Linked DNA regions of Mus musculus: region 2 is linked to region 1. A link is a loop called in an ENCODE intact Hi-C map of the cell type or tissue named here. Cell type or tissue: left cerebral cortex. All regions are shown on one strand.

Region 1 (8,000 bases):
CAGTGATGATGATGTGCTGAGAGACCTTCTGATTCAAGAGCTACTGGCCTGGATGGTGGACCAAACAGAGCTCTGCCGACTCAGGTCGGGAGCAAAGGGGCCATGGGGGTGTTGCAAGCTTGTTCGTTTAGGCTGTCTTCTCATCTGGCCGCCTTTTCTGTCCTCAGCTTTCCCTCGTGACCCTTGGGCCAGGGCACCTTTCCCAGGGATAGGAGCCCTTATTTGTTCATATGATTCTGCTCTATAACTACTGTTTGTCTCAGTGACCATCAGCTAGGTTCTGCTCCAGAGTGAGGGTCGAAATACTGTGGAGTGACCCATGTACCCTATGGTGAAGAGGATCTCCACTCAAAACACAGAAGCCCAAACTCACCCAGACTTCCTGGGAGCTGGGGAGGGGTGGAGGGAGGGAATCTGGGTGCTTTCCAGAAGGTAAAGAGGGAGAAGAGAGCTTACTGGGTAGAATGCTCACTGGACCGGACATGGTGGTGCACACCTTTAATCCCAGCACTTAGAGGCAGAGGCAGGCGGATTCCTGTGATTTAAGCTCAGCTAGGTCTACAGAGTGAGTTCCAAGACATCAAGAGAAAATAGGAAAACCTTGTCTTAAAAGAAAAAAAAAAGTGGACAAAGGCTGGAGCGATGATTCAGTGGCTAAGCCCTCGCTGTTCTTCCAGATGACCTGGGTTCTGTTCCTAGCACCTATTTGATGGCTAACTGCCATCCACAGCTCCAGTTCCAGAGGATTCTCTTTGGAGCTCTATAGGCATTGTATGCACATTGTACACATGCATTCAAGTGGACAAAACACACAAACACATAAAATAAAAGGAAATACGTCTTTAAAAAATTAGAGTGGCTATCAACCTGTGGTCTGTACTTATAGGCATGTGCACACACACACACAGACACAGACACATGTGTATACATACATGCATATGATGTACACACACAGATACAGATACACAGATAGATAGACAAGAGAACATGATCAAGCCAGTTCAGAGGACAAATCCCTGTCAGAAGGTGGGGGTGCTGTCTTGGTACTTTTGTGAAAGATTTTGACTACTAATCAATCACCGAGAAAGGTCATTTACAGATAGGAGTGGTTTGTCTATGCCTGGACAGCAGGATAAATTTGCTGTGCTGACTCCAAGTTGGTAACTCCCTCCCTCTTTTTTCTTGTCTCCCCTTCTTCCAGGTCTCAGTGACTGACCTAGCCCAGAGCAGGACTGGACTCTGACCTTAGCTTGCTTGGCTCCTGCTTCCGCCCTGGTCCAAAGTCTCTGAGAGAACCAAACCAATAAAGCCTTAAGCTGAAGTAAACCTTGGTGTCCATGGTGAAAACTCATTCAAATGTCAGCTGAGCACTCGCAGGGCATAGCCATGTGTATCTTGGGTGTGTCCATGCCTCCCAAGGAAAAGGGACACATCAACTTATTCCTCTATGCCTCCTACAACCATACTAGAAACGACATAGACAAGAGGGATTCTGACTAACTCACTGTATACAACAATGAAGCACACAGACACAATGGCAGCCCTGATTGCTAACAAAGTCACCAGCCTGTAATAACAGTGCTGAGGAAGGGAAGGCAGGAGGATCAGGAGTTCAAGGACAGACTTGGCTACATGAAACTGTCCTCATGTCTCAAAAGCAAGCAAATAAACCCAATAGGAGAAGGTTCTTCGACTACATGGGCCTTTCAAGTTGCTGGAACAACTTGTGCCAGCAAGCCTTGATCTTTAAACACACGAACACACTACTAATCACAGCACGCTGAGTCACATGGAGAAAGACAGAAAAGTCTTTTCTAGATGGAATGGAGTAAGAACATGTCATTTAAGCGGAGACTGGGAGGACAAAACTGTAAATAAGTGGGTTGGAGAGACCTCTCAGTGGTAAGACTGAGAGGACCAGAGTTCAGTCCCAGAACCCTCATCCAGTGCCTCACAATGGCCTCTAACTCTTGCTCCAGAAGACACAACATCCATTCCTGGCCAAAGAGGGCACACACACAAACTTGTGTATATCCACACAGACACACACATTTTACATCAATTAGAAAGCTACGTGTGCCAGATGTGGTGGCGCACACCTTTAATCCCAGCTCTTGGGAGGCAGAGGTAGGCAGATTTTTGAGTTAGAGGCCAGCCTGCTCTACATAATGAGTTCCAGGACAACCAGGGCTATACAGAGAAACCCTGTTCACGAAAAACAAACAAACAAACAAACACACACACAAAAACAAAAAACAAAAAGAAAAAAGACTATGTTGGGCTGGAGAGATGGCTTGGCTTAGGAACACTGGCTGCTCTTCCAGAGGTCCTCAGCTCTACTCCCAGCAACCACATGGTGGCTCACAACCAAAGCCAAACCATCTATAATGGGATCTGATGCCCTCTTCTGGTGCAGCTGGAGGCAGGTTTAGTGTGTGTGTGCATGTGCACACAACACACAACCAAAACTATGTCAATAAACAAGAAGATGAGCAACAGGAAATACAGCATGAGAGTGAGTGAGGAGGCAGAACCAAAGCCTTAAAGGATGGTAGGGTTAGACGAGGCATGAAGATTGCTGAGAGTTTGAGCAAGCTGGACTATATAGTTGGAGTTAGGATGATGTAGTGGAACTTGTCTCAAAATAAAACAAAATAAAATAAAATAAAGATGAAGGGCATGGCAGCCCACATCTTTAATCCCAGCACTCTGGAGCCAGAGGCAGGTGGATGTCTTTGAGTCTGAAAGCCAGCCTGATTCATGATAGTGAGTTCAAGGCAAGCAAGGGCTACACAGTTAGACTTTGTCTAAAAAGAAAGGAAGGAAGAAAGGAAGGAAGAAACCTGGAGTGATGCATGGCTTTTCTTTTTATTTATTTAAATTAATTAATTAATTAATTTTTTGAGGCAGGGTTTTGTGTGTGTGTGTATCCCTGGCTGTCCAGGACTTGCTTTGTAGACCAGGCTGGCCTTGAACCATAGAGATTTGCCACCTGCCTGTCTCTGCCTCCCAAGAGCTGGGAGTAAAGGCATGGGTCACTACTGCCTGGCATGGTGCATGACTTTAAACCCAGCACCAGAGGCAAGTGGATCTCTGAGTTCAAAGCCAGCCTAGTTTATAAACTGTGTTCCAGGACTATAGAGAAACTCTGTCTTTAAAAAACAACAAAAGGAAGACTATACTTTCAGGGATCATTTCTATAGTTCGTTACTAGAGAAGTTTCTCTGACTGTGTAGAGCACCTGAAACCACGAGGACGAGACGTAGCATCCCCTACTGAGCGTGAAGCCGGCTCTAGGTGCTGCTTGATTGCAGCTGCCTCTTGCCATTGATGATCATTCTTCTCTCCTTCGGGAGGGTGAGAGGGAGGGAACGCAGTCTGAGTGGATTTGGTTTATTAAAAAAAAAGAAAAGAAAGAAAAAGAAAAAAGAAAACAAAAAACCAAAAGGGCTAGAGAGACAGCTCAGCAGTTAACAGCACTGGCTGTTCTTCTGAAGGTCATGAGTTCAAGTCCTAGTAGCCACATGGTGGTTCACACCCATCTGTAATTGGACCTAAGGCCCTCTTCTAGTGTGTCTGAAGACAGTGATGGTGACAGTATACTCACATATACATAAAATAAATAAATCTTTTTTAAAAAATCCTCCCAGTAGAACTGCTGGATCACATGGCAAATATAGTTAAACAACAACAACAAAAGGAAATTTGAAATAAAATTTATATCATATATCTTATATTATATATCATATGTATATTTATGGGGTGGGGTGGCTGGAGGGATGGCTTAGTGGTAAAGAGCACTGACTGTTTTTGCAAAGGATCTGGGGTTCAATTCCCAGCATGGACAAGACACTTTACAACTGTTTATATATCTGGTCCCAAGAGATCTGATGCCCTCTTCTGGCATCTAAGAGCACTGCATACAAGTGATGTACATCCACACTGACAAAACATACATAAAAATACAATTTAAAAACATTTACATTTTTTTTAAGACTTCTGAATTTCTTTTTTTTTTCCTTTTCCTTTTTCTTTTTTTTTTCTGAGACAGGGTTTCTCTGGGATTAAAGGTGTGTGCCACCACCGCCCGGCTTCTTCTTTTTTTTTTTTTTTTTTTTTTCGAGACAGGGTTTCTCTGTGTAGACCTGGCTGTCCTGGAACTCACTCTGTAGACCAGACTGGCCTCGAACTCAGAAATCAGCCTGCCTCTGCCTTCCAAGTGCTGAGATTAAAGGCATTTGCCGACACTGCCCGGCATAAATAAATCTTAAAAAAAAAAAAAGAAGGCAAAGGAAAAGTTTGGATTTACATTTGTGGCATCTTGAATATCTGATGAGAGTGTCAAAGTCTCAAACAGAGTTACATGTTTTCCTCCCTTCGTTTGTGTAATGTATTTCCTCCTAGCCAGCCACTGTAAAAGACTGTCTATAAACATCGTTTTTAATCATAACGATTGTATTTAAAACCTCACCACTAGCTCTTACTAGGCACAACACTGCCTGTGTTAGGGAGAAATTTAGAAGTTCATGCAGTAAGCCTGTCTGCTAGGTGGAATAAACAAACCCTGACTTGATCAAACTTACCTATTGAATTCCTCTGCAGAAATTCTTGAGTTGGGTTAAGATTTTACAGCTAAGGGCCAGGTATGGTGGCTCAAGATGGGGAAGATCTCTGAATTCAAGGCCAGTGTGGTCTACAGAGCAAGTGAATTCTAGGACTGCCAAGGCTACATTGAGAAACTCTGTCTCCCCCTAGCCCACTCCGCCCCCTCCAAAAAACCCAAATTTGAGTCAGACTGTCTGACTCATAGCTAGTCCTATTTCATGACGTTAAGTAATTTAAGGCAGATTCCCGAATCCCTTGTGAAATACAATACCAACTCACGAACTTGAGGGTTTTGAACAAGTATAGAACAAGGCAAGTTGTGCAGTGCGTGGCACAAAACTATCAGATGCTGCCGCCTTTTTTTTTTTGTTAATCTAAGGTTTCGTTTTATTCTCGGTTTTTGCTCAAGGTAGCACCCATGAGTTTGGTGGCTCATGCATTTAATCCCAACATTTGGAGGTAAAGGCAGGAGAACTCTGAATTCGAAGTGAGCTTGGCTTGCATAGTTCCAGACCAACCAACCATGGTTATGGAGAGACCCTTGCTAAAAAAAAAAAAAAAATGGCACCTTCCATGGCCAACACAGCTCTTGGTCATGTCCCTGAAGCATCTGTCGCTCTCCAGGAGCCCACCTTGGTAGGATGCATGGGGAATTAAAATAGGACATGGGGTTAGCGTTTGCGATGTCGTCTGGACTTCCTGGAAATTGGCCCCCAGCTAGGGCGGGGACTGGGGCCCTTGCAAGAAACTCCTCGACTCCGCGGCAGGAAGTGAATATCGAGACTTCCGGCGCGCTCAAATGACGCACGGCACCCGGCTTCCGTGTTGGGAGCTGGCGACAGAACCTGGGACGCGGAGAGCTGGGGTCGGGGCTGCGGGGCGGCCCGCGGGCCCGGGGTGGGGATGCACCGGCGCGGGGTGGGAGCTGGCGCCATTGCCAAGAAGAAACTCGCAGAGGTGAGCGCGAAAGAAGCCGGGATGGAGCCTGCTCTGCCCTCGAGACACTGAATTCTCCCGGAATGGAGTTCTAGTCCCCTAAATCTGTAGAAGACAGGTTTCTCCGGAGCCCAGGGAGGAGTGATTGGAGTGTCAGGAGGCTGCTGGTTAAGTCACTGCATAAGACATATCTTTAATACTAAGGCAGTGGCAGCGCAATGGGAGCCTTGGCGATCACTGTCACAACTCATGCCGGTCTTTTTGTCTGACAGGCCAAGTATAAGGAGCGAGGGACTGTCCTGGCTGAGGACCAGCTGGCCCAGGTGAGTGACTGAAAGGCTTCAGACAGGAAGGGAGATGGACCAGGGCTGGCCAATATACCTTTGGTATAGATCGTCTCCACTGAACTAAAAATAGGATGTCAGGCAAATCCAGATTTAGGGAGAATGGCTAGTAATACTAGCTAAGATTTTTGACTGATTAGACTTGTGCGTTTCCCCTTTTTATTTTATTTGGTTATTGTCTCTTTTTGTTTTTTTTAAAGATGGTGTCTCACTTTGCTGCTAAGGCTGGGCTCCCAGCCTGTCCAGCCTCAGTCTGATCAGAGCAAATGCCACCCTTCCCAACCTTATGGTCATGTTCAATCCTCATTACAATTCCATGTCAACCTAGATTTAAAAAGTTCATCCAGTGATCTGGGAATGTACCTCAGCGTTAGAGCGTTTGCCTGACATGCACAAGTGCTGGAAGCCGTGCTCAACACAGCAAAAATTTAAACTTTCTTTAAAAACCAAAATGATAATTTTTCCTCAGAGTACTGACATTTCGCCAGGCAGAGGTGGCACACGCCTTTAATCCCAGGACTCGGGAAGGCAGGGACAGATGGATCTCTGAGTTGGAGGCCAGCCTGGTCTACAGAGGGAATTCCAGGATAGCCATGGCTATAAAGAGTCACCGTGCTGTCTTGAAAAACAAAACAAAAACGAATGCTGATATCTATCTATTTATTTTTAAAAGATTTATTTATTTAATATATGTGAGTACATTGTTGCTGTATTCAGACACACGAGAAGAAGGCACCAAGATGACATTACAGATGGTTGTGAGCCACCACGTGGTGCGGGAATTGAACTCAGGACCTCTGGAAGAGCAGCCAGTGCTCTTACCCGCTGAGCCATCTCTCCAGCCCACTGATATTTATTTACTAATAACATTGCAGTTGCATTAGGAAAGCATAAGCCAATGGGATTCACCGGCATGTCCAAAGAAGTTGAGACAGAAAGTAAAATTATTAATATTATGAGAGATACTTTGAAATGATAATCTTTAGGCATAATGATTAATAGTAAGAATGGTGGTGTGCAAGGTTGAACAGTCTGCTGGACAGATGCCTTTTTTTTTTTTTTTTTTGGAAATTTTGCTTTATTTGTTTTGTTGAGACCGGGTCTATGCACTCCTGGCAGCCCTGGAACTCACAATGTAGACCAGGTTGGCCTGGAACTCACAGAGATCCTCCTGCCTCTGCCTACCAAATGTTAGGATAAAGCCATTTGGCACCATGTCTGGCCTCTTTCTTTTCTTGCTTGTTTTTCGAGAGGCTCTTACTGCCTCTCATTGCTTGGGACTAGCAGAGTTGAACAGGGTGGCCTTTCAGTAGGCCATTCACTTGCCTCTGCCTCCCCGTGGTGGGATGAAAGGACCATGCATGCATCCTTTATTACGGTGCTTTGTAGCAAACTCAGGGCCTGGCACATGCAGTGGATGTGTCCCATCCCCAACTGTACCCCAGCTTACGGCTTTTATTTCATGTATCTCACAGTGGTGAAAACGGGCCTGACTTGTGGCACCTGTCACTCTCGGCACCTGGGAACATGCAGGAGGGCAGATGAATGACGGGTTCAGGCCCCGTCTCTAACCTCACCCTTTTGTGTATGGACTCTGAATGCGCTTGGGCATTGTGGTTGCTGAGGAAGAGGAGGGGCTTTGGCTTGAAATGGGCTTTTTTTTTTTTTTTTTTTTTCGAGACAGGGTTTCTCTGTATAGCCCTGGTTGTCCTGGAGCTCACTCTGTGGACCAGGCTGGCCTCGAACTCGAACTCAGAAATCTGCCTGCCTCTGCCTCTCGAGTGCTAGGATTAAAGGCATGTGCCACCACTGCCTGGCTGAAATGGGCTCTTGATCTGAGGAAAAATAGACAGGATGTCATTGTAATTATTTATTTTATTATTGTAATTATTTTGTTTATATGTTTGTCAGTGTGCTTGTGCACACATGTATGCAGGAGCCTGCAGAGGCCAAAAGAGTGTCAGATCCACTGCAGCGAGCGGTAGGTCATGGTAAAGCACCTAGTGTGCGTGATTGCTGGGGAGCAGACCTTGCTCCTCTCAGGGGCAGCAGTGCCAGCCACTTAGTATCTCTTTAGTCCTTCCTTCATCTCATCATCTTATCATTTTTTTAAAA
Region 2 (8,000 bases), 200 kb before region 1:
GCGGCGGCGGCCCCGAGGATGGGGGGCAGGTGGAAGGGACGGAGCAGAAGCACATCATCCACAGTCCCTCGGGGCTGGAGGGATTCGTGAGCCGGAGCTCAGAAATCCGGGGGTGGATAAGACCGCGTACCCCCCAAATCCCGTAAGCACCCCTTGCTCCATCCTGTCCCTAAATCCCTTAAGTAGCCCCCTTCCCACTACTTCCACTCCAAACTCAGCTGGGACAGACAGCGTGACCGCTGCTGCCCCGCATGAGTCTTGGGCTCCGGGAGGACCGCGATCTAAATGTTGGGGTGGGGGCTGTGTGTAGTTTGAGTGTGTTTCATGTGCTTGGTGGTGGGGTAGTCCCAGGGGCAGAGAACTGAACCCCCTCCTTTCCCAGGTTAATGGTACCCAGTGTCCCTTCATCTCCGGGGACTGTCATAGCTCCCCGCCACCCACAAGTCCTTCCTTCTCCCCGAGCTACGCACCCCCCGCCCGCATTAGAGCGAAGCGCCCGCCAGCTGGGGGTGTGCCAGAGTGCCTGCTTTCCAGTCACCTCTAAAAATATCTCTCCTGCTACCCCACCGGCAGCTGCCATCTCCCTGCCCCTACCCAGTAAGAATCACCTCTGCTTGTCCACCCCAGGCAGGGGACCCCAGAGGTGACGCCTAGTCCCAGATTCCTCACTGGCACCGGGGCGCAGACTAGCTAGGACAGGGAACATACAGAGCCTCCGGAGTTCAGGTAATTTCTTCAAGAGGCAGTAGAGATCCCTGAGTTTTAATCCTATTTCTGATGCTGTGTGATGTAAGCTGGACCTCTCTGCACCCCCTCCCTTGCCCATTACGGGTTAATGAACAAGAAAGGAGTTTGTGAAGTTGCGAGTGTTGGGGGCAGGAATCCTAGCTTAATTGTCAGATCTAATTTCTAGTGATGGGCATACTTATTCTTGAAGCAGAGAGGGCTTGACAGTTTTTAAGTGCTCACCCCCACTCTCAGTCTGCATGTTTCTTGTGGAAAACTCCCCAAACTTTCCTATGGGCTCTACCCTCTCCCCCATTAGGAGAATTTCAAGCTTAGACTTAAGTTAGTGCACACACACACACACACACACACACACCCCTACCCCGACTTCCCACAGATCTAACCTAAAAGTATTTGTATCAAAGGAGCAGGCAGGGGCTGTGATAGGGAATCAGGGCTGCAAACATTGATCTTAGATGAGACTAGAAAAGGACTTCCCTCAGCCCCCAAAAGTTTGCCTCCTGGCTGCTCTAGCATGTGGGAGAAACTCAAAGGTCCTGTCCTGTTCTCCACGGGGACTCTGGTGGTCACACAGAATTTTTTGTTGCTTTGTTTTTCTAGACAGGGTTTCTCTGTGTAGTACCGGCTGTCCTGGAACTCACTCTGTAGACCAAGCTGACCTCTAACTTAGTTTCACCTGCCTCTGCCTCTGCCTCTCTGCCTCTGCCTCTGCCTCTGCCTCTGCCTCTGCCTCTGCCTCTGCCTCTGCCTCTGCCTCTCTGCCTCTCTGCCTCTCTGCCTCTCTGCCTCTCTGCCTCTCTGCCTCTGCCTCTCTGCTTCTGCCTCTGCCTCTCTGCCTCTGCCTCTGCCTCTGCCTCTGCCTCTGCCTCTGCCTCTGCCTCTGCCTCTGCCTCTGCCTCTGCCTCTGCCTCTGCCTCTCTGCTTCTGCCTCTGCCTCTGCCTCTGCCTCTGCCTCTGCCTCTCTGCTTCTGCCTCTGCCTCTCTGCCTCTGCCTCTCTGCCTCTGCCTCTCTGCCTCTGCCTCTGCCTCTGCCTCTCTGCCTCTCTGCCTCTCTGCCTCTCTGCCTCTCTGCCTCTGCCTCTGCCTCTGCCTCTGCCTCTGCCTCTGCCTCTGCTGTGATTAAAGGCAATGCCCTGCACTGCCCAGGACTTATCGCTTATCACCTGTCAGAAGTGAGTGACTTTTTTTTTTAATGGCAGTTGTTTTGAAACAGGAATTTTCATGTAGTTCAGGGTGGCCTCAAACTCAGATTCTCTGCCCCTATCTCCTGCATCACCAGCTGCCAACTGGTCTATGCTATGAAGCCAGAAAATAACTAGGGGTGAATGGGGCAAGGACCAAGTGTCTGTGAGGCTGTGTCAATTTTTGGGAAGAAACCCGGAATACCTGGCCTTCTGCTCTGCAGAGAAAAAGACAAGATTACCAGAGTGGAGGCGCTGGACTTTAATCCCAGTGTTTAGGAGGCAAAGGCAGGAGGATCTAAGTTCAAAGCCAGCCTAGTCTACAGAGAGAATTGCAAGCCAGCCAAGGTTAGGTAGTGAGAGCCTGTCAGCTGTCAGCATTGGGACTGGTATAATTCTTTCAAAGGAAGACAGGCAAGTAGTTAACCCCCTCCAAGAGATGAAAATTAATCTTATCAAGAGTATTTTTATTACATGCCTGGAATCTCTGAACTCAGGAGGCTGTCCAGGTTGGTCGACCCTGTCTCAAAATTAAATACAAAGATAATGGGTTAAGGGCATGCTGTATAGTATCTGCAAAGCCCTGGGGTTGGTCCTGACTGTGGGACGAGGGGAGTGAAGCAGGAAGAGAAGAGAAGGTTGTTCTGTGTGGCTGCTGGTGACCCGTTTGGTTTGTATCTTTGTATCTGACCCTTGCTTCCCTCCCTGCCTGACACTTAGTTCCTCTCTTTGTGATTGCTTTTACAATGGGTGTGGCACCCTCTGACCTATCACCTCTAACTCTTGTCTTGGGACAAAGGTTATATCAGCCGGGATTCCAATGGTGACAGTTTCCCCAATGTCCCTTGCATGCGGTTCCCTCGTCTACCATCCCTGCCCCTTTCTCTCTCACTATCTCAATAATGTTGTCTCCCAGAGCACTGCTAGTTTTTGCTAGTGAGCTTTAACCTCTTTCCAGTTACTAGCTATAGGTTCTTTGAGGGGATAGAGAACACTGAGAGCTACTTCCTGTCTCTACTGAAAAGCTTTGCTCTGAGAAAGCGAGGGTGGTCAGCTCTATAAAGAGGGTTCCAGAAGCTGTGTCCTCTTGATCCTTCCCTAGTCTACTCTGGAGGCAGTGGCTTCTGCTGCCTTGGGATAGTCAGGGAGTGTGTCACCTTGAGAGTCAAGAGTTTACGGTGCCACCCATTGCTACCACTAGAGGGCAGCAGCCACCTAGTTTTTTTTTCTTTTCTTTTTTTTTTTTTTAATCTTTGCTCTAGTATCTTTCCAATTCCAAGCTGTATCTTTCCAATTCTAAGGGGCTGGCCTCTGGTCTCATAGCCTAGGGGTGGAGGGGTAGGGGAGTAGGGAGGCACCAAAAGCTGTAAATGGTATCTGTATAGATGCTCTAATGAAGGTCCTAACCAAAAGATCACCACCCAGTCACTGAAACTCCCGTGGAAATTTCAGCTTGCCCTGTTGGTGAGATCCCTGAACAAATTAGTGCCAGAGGTGAGTCTCATATCTCCTGCAGGCCCAGGGCTCTCAGCCTCTAGACAGTAGTGAAGTGTTTATGAACCAGCTACCACCCTGCTGAAGCAATGCAGCCTGTGGGAAGTGAGTTGATTGCTCTGCTCTCTGTCTTCCTGGCTGTGATGAACCATGCATGAGATCAGGAATAAAGGTGACTGGTAAACCGTGATGCACCCCACGACTCATGTGTGGGCAAAAGGTCACGCCAGACCAGCCTCTGAGATCTGGTTTTGAAAAATCTCAGCCACTTTGAGTGAGTGACCTTTGGGTGAATCTCCTACTTAATCTGTCTACAACTCCAACAGTGTCCTCTGTAAACCCTCCGGTAAGCTAGGGAACTAGCCAAGGGTGCTGTTAGCAAGGGGCGTGGCCTCGGTGTACATGTAAGAGTTTGCTTTTGCTCGTGGGCTTGATGGAAGAAATAGTCTGATGGGATCAGTAGCGAAAGGGAAGCCAGTGGGCAGGCACTTTGTTTTGGAGACAGAATCTTTCTATGTATCCTGGCTGTCCTAGAATGTACTAAGTAGACCAGGTTGGCCTCAGACTCACAGAGATCCACTTGCCTCTGCCTCCCAAGTGCTGGGACTAAAGGCTTGCACCACCATACTCCAAATAAACAGGTATGGACTTTTTGTGGATTCCCTCCCGCCCGCAGGAGCTCTGGATGACAGCTGGAGACCAACAGTTTCTAAAGGTGGTGGTTAAGATAATATACTGACAATGAGCGGGTGTTTTCCAGCTGTTGGACTACGATGCCTATCTAGGGTAAGTGGAGCCCTTCAGAATGAGGCCTTAAGCCCCTACTTTTCCACCCTGGGATAGGAGGAGCCCTCTTCAGCCCCCTTCAGATTTGTCCTCTCCACTGGAGCTCTATGGATCCCTGAAAATTTTCTCTTCTGTGGATCCTGGTGTCTCATATAACAGGGATCCAAGCCAGAGATTCCACAGGCTGGTAAAACCCCAGGGGTGACTCCTGGAGGGATAAAGTGGAGAAGACAGTTCTCTGAGGGAGAGAGGTGGCCAAGCTCCAATACCAACTCTGAAATGAGGTGTGCCAGGCCCAGAAGTAATAAGAGTGGGTGAGGCTTAGGATGCTGTCACTTGGTTGGTAGAACTCTGTTAATGCCAGCCCTAAGAAGGTGAACCAGGAGGCTCAGGAATTCGAGTTCATGCTTATCTACAAAGCACGCCTGAGGTCAGCCTGAGCTATAGGGAACCCCTTCTTTAAAAAGAAAGAAAGAAGTTGGGGTGTGTGGATGTGTGGTGGGAAACCAGGTTCTGTTTTGGTCTTTACCGCACTGGGTGGGAAGTGCATGCAGGAAGGTAGAAAGGCAAGCCAAGGGAGGGATATTCTAGGACAGGATCTCTCTGTCTCCCTCCTTATAGCTGCTGGCAAACAAAGGTGACAGGGACATGCTTAAGTTGGGTGGCTTACCTGCTGTGTCCGCATGCTTGCTTTTCATTGTGCCCCAATACTCACTCCCTTTGCATCCCCAGCTGTTTTCCCTTTGCCAACTTCCCAAAAGATGACTGACCCAAAGTCTCATGACTACCTAGAGCTCCCACTATGTTCCAGGAGCCTACTCTATCCTCCCTGCCTGACTTCATCCCAGACACCCTCTCCCTAACACCCCCTCACATAGCTGCCCACCCCTGCCTCCCTCTGCCTTTTTAGCCACTGCCGCTCTCTCTCCCCTCCCCTACCTGTCTCCCAGGTATGCCGTGGCCTGGTGAGGGGGGCTCCCACCTCCTTAAGCCCCATTGCTTCTCCTGTTGCCTGCTTGCTTCGGACTCTGGCAGAAACCCCACCTGCTGGCACGTGCTTCCCAGGGAATTGGCAAGTGATTAGCATGGGCAGCACATTAGCACAGGGCCCAGCAGCTCCCAAAGAGACTCCCAGGGTCTTGTGTGGTTTGCATACCTACCTGGTAATTTCAAGGGCTAAAACCTAGCTCTCTGGCCAGGCCCAGGGAGGCTCAGGAACTTGGCTTTCCAGGCCTGGCACTTATTGGCATCCAGGCCCAGGAAAGACCTGAGACTCATTGCCCACCCGGCCTTGGTGATGTCAATGGCTTTTCCAGGAGCCTGGCTCCTCCATTTATTCTTGATCCCAGGGGGATCACGGGAAAAGGAGGCTGCTCCCCCTGGGTACATGAATCTGCTGTCTACTCTGCTCTGACACCAGAAACCTCCAACCCAGTTGAGGAGTCTCAAGGAGTGATCCTTGACGAGTCATCCCCTCTCTTAAGGGATCCTATGAGAGCAGCAGAAACCGAAGCCAAGGAAGCTTTTGGCTTCAAGACTAGTATGGCCCCCTTGCGTCGACCCCAGCACGATTAACTGAGAGACAGGCAAGGGACGGCGGGGTGTGGGCAGCACATTGGTTCCATCTCCTGCTTAACCAGCCTTGGGTCCTCCTCAGGTCTTGGATGTGCCAGCGACCCTGGCTGTGGCCCGCTAATCAGCTTCTCCCTGGCCGGCTCCCGCCGCGCCGCCTCTCGCTTGCCTCCTCCTCCTGCTCCTCTTCCCCCTGCTCCCAGGACGGCAGGATGGCTGCGCCGGGCGCGCCTCGCTTCCTCCTCACCTTCGACTTCGATGAGACCATCGTGGACGAGAACAGCGACGACTCGATCGTGCGTGCCGCGCCAGGCCAGCAACTGCCCGAGAGCCTGCGTGCCACCTATCGCGAGGGCTACTACAATGAGTACATGCAACGAGTCTTTAAGTACCTGGGTGAGCAGGGTGTACGGCCCCGGGACCTGCGCGCTGTCTACGAGACCATCCCCCTGTCGCCAGGCATGGGCGATTTGTTGCAGTTCATAGCCAAACAGGGCTCCTGCTTCGAGGTTATTCTCATTTCGGATGCCAACACCTTCGGTGTGGAGAGTGCCCTGCGTGCCGCTGGCCACCACAGTTTATTCCGCCGCATCCTCAGCAACCCGTCGGGGCCCGACGCGCGGGGACTGCTGACGCTGCGGCCCTTCCACACGCACAGCTGCTCGCGCTGCCCGGCCAACATGTGCAAGCACAAGGTGCTCAGCGAATACCTGCGTGAGCGGGCCCGCGACGGCGTGCACTTCGAGCGCCTCTTCTACGTGGGTGATGGTGCAAATGACTTTTGCCCCATGGGGCTGCTGGCGGGCGGGGACGTGGCCTTCCCGCGCCGCGGCTACCCCATGCACCGCCTCATCCAGGAGGCACAGAAAGCTGAGCCCAGCTCCTTCCGCGCCCACGTGGTGCCCTGGGAAACAGCCGCCGATGTGCGCCAACATCTGCAACAGGTGCTGAAGATGTGTTGAAGACCATCGCCTGCCAGGGGTGCTCGGGACAACCGACGGAGGAGGGACGGGACTGGGGATTGGTTAGGATCACCTAGTTTTACTACCCTCCTCTTTCCTTTCGCTTTGCTATGCTCCTCCGGGCATATCTGGAATTCAGTCTGCTTGTGGGCTGGGAGCAGGGGTTCAGAGCCGTCCCTATCTATGCAGTTAACACAGCTCTGCTGCCTTCCCTCCAGGGAGGTGAGCACCCCTTGGAAGGCAGGCAGTGCCCCTCGAACTGAGAGGAACGGGTTCCTGGAAGTTGGGAGAAGGAACATCTCCCACTTACTTTAGCTGCTGTACCGGCTGCATAACCTCCTCTGCCCAGTCTTTCAAACGGACTCAGGATCCCCCAATCCGCATGCCAGTACCAGATTCCTCGCGGCAGACCTATGATGCTCTCAGAAGACAGCTCTAGGTCTTGATCTTGCTTCAGCCAACGCAACCCTACACTACCGCTGCGCTGGCTGCGCCTTGCTTCCTTCCCCCTCTCCACCCCCACCCCACCCCCGCCCACCAGACACCCCCCACCCACCCAAAGGAAGAAAAAGTCAGAAGGAACTACCGCCTCCTGCTGGTAGAACGAGGTAGAAGAACCGACCACTGACCTCGGAGAGTGTGAAAAATCCTAGCACTCCAGCAAGAGACCAGGGACTTCACCAAAGTCGTCCCCTCCCCCCCCGCACCCCTCCCCCCTTGCATTCCCCTTTGCCCTTATGGAACAGAAAGCCATGTTTTTAAGCAGAGCCAGGGAAACCCAAGCCCTTCCCCTCTCTGGAGTTTCAGACCAATAAAGGAGGTGAAGGGGGACAAAGGGACTTGTTCTCTTGTGCCACAGTGAGAAGGGGGGATGAAAGAGAGGTGCTCTCTGCTCTCAGGGAGTCCTATTTAAGTAGTGAGGGCGTGAAGAGCCCAGCGAATGGCTGCTTGTGACGTCAGGGGCCTAATGGGAAGAGTAAAGAGGGTTGAGATTGAGAGTCCTTCTGGGGCAGACTGCAGGGCTTCCGTGTTCCCTTTCCATCACTCCCTGTCTGGCCTTCTAGCCCTTTGGAGCAACTACCAGGAGGTCAGCAGTTTTATTCAAAGCTGGCGATCTTCTGAGCATGAGCTGGGGGTCCTCTGGGCAAGGTGCTTAAACTCCTTGCCTTCTAGGTTTGTTTGTTTTTGTATTCTTTATGCCATCTGCAGCAGTCCCCCCTGAGTACCACCCCTCTCTAGCCCACCCTCTTCCCACTGC

Evidence for each region. A loop is a pair of places that touch in the nucleus more often than their neighbours do. Peaks named below come from ENCODE experiments on the same cell type or tissue, not always from the same donor. Only the 100,000 strongest peaks of a DNase experiment are listed, where the experiment ranks them.
Region 2: a loop joins it to region 1, with 2.6 times the contacts of the local background. A loop is called at or near these places in 3 of 42 quality-filtered maps.

The regions. Positions count from the first base shown.
Region 1 is chr11:96,029,506-96,037,505 of GRCm38, forward strand. It overlaps Gip (gastric inhibitory polypeptide), which reads left to right. Exons shown (of 6, transcript NM_008119.2): 5 at 1-84; 6 at 1,202-1,323. The coding sequence ends at 1,211. It overlaps Snf8 (SNF8, ESCRT-II complex subunit, homolog (S. cerevisiae)), which reads left to right and starts at 5,380. Exons shown (of 8, transcript NM_033568.3): 1 at 5,380-5,562; 2 at 5,814-5,864. The coding sequence starts at 5,509. Gm24949 (a small nucleolar RNA gene) reads left to right here and starts at 3,173; the gene lies at 3,173-3,387. In left cerebral cortex, a CTCF peak has its summit at 3,919 (motif pointing left); DNase peaks (open chromatin) are centred at 4,780 and 5,385; H3K4me3 peaks cover 1,670 bases; H3K27ac peaks cover 797 bases.
Region 2 is chr11:95,824,568-95,832,567 of GRCm38, forward strand. It overlaps Phospho1 (phosphatase, orphan 1), which reads left to right. Exons shown (of 3, transcript NM_153104.3): 1 at 1-142; 2 at 4,099-4,208; 3 at 5,984-7,573. The coding sequence starts at 4,164. The coding sequence ends at 6,742. It overlaps Abi3 (ABI gene family, member 3), which reads right to left. Exons shown (of 8, transcript NM_025659.4): 8 at 5,505-8,000. Among named protein-coding and RNA genes, the nearest start is that of Phospho1, 4.1 kb to the left of the region's middle. In left cerebral cortex, CTCF peaks have their summits at 3,117 (motif pointing right), 3,318 and 7,355 (motif pointing left); DNase peaks (open chromatin) are centred at 498, 3,118, 3,380 and 5,973; H3K4me3 peaks cover 1,269 bases; H3K27ac peaks cover 823 bases.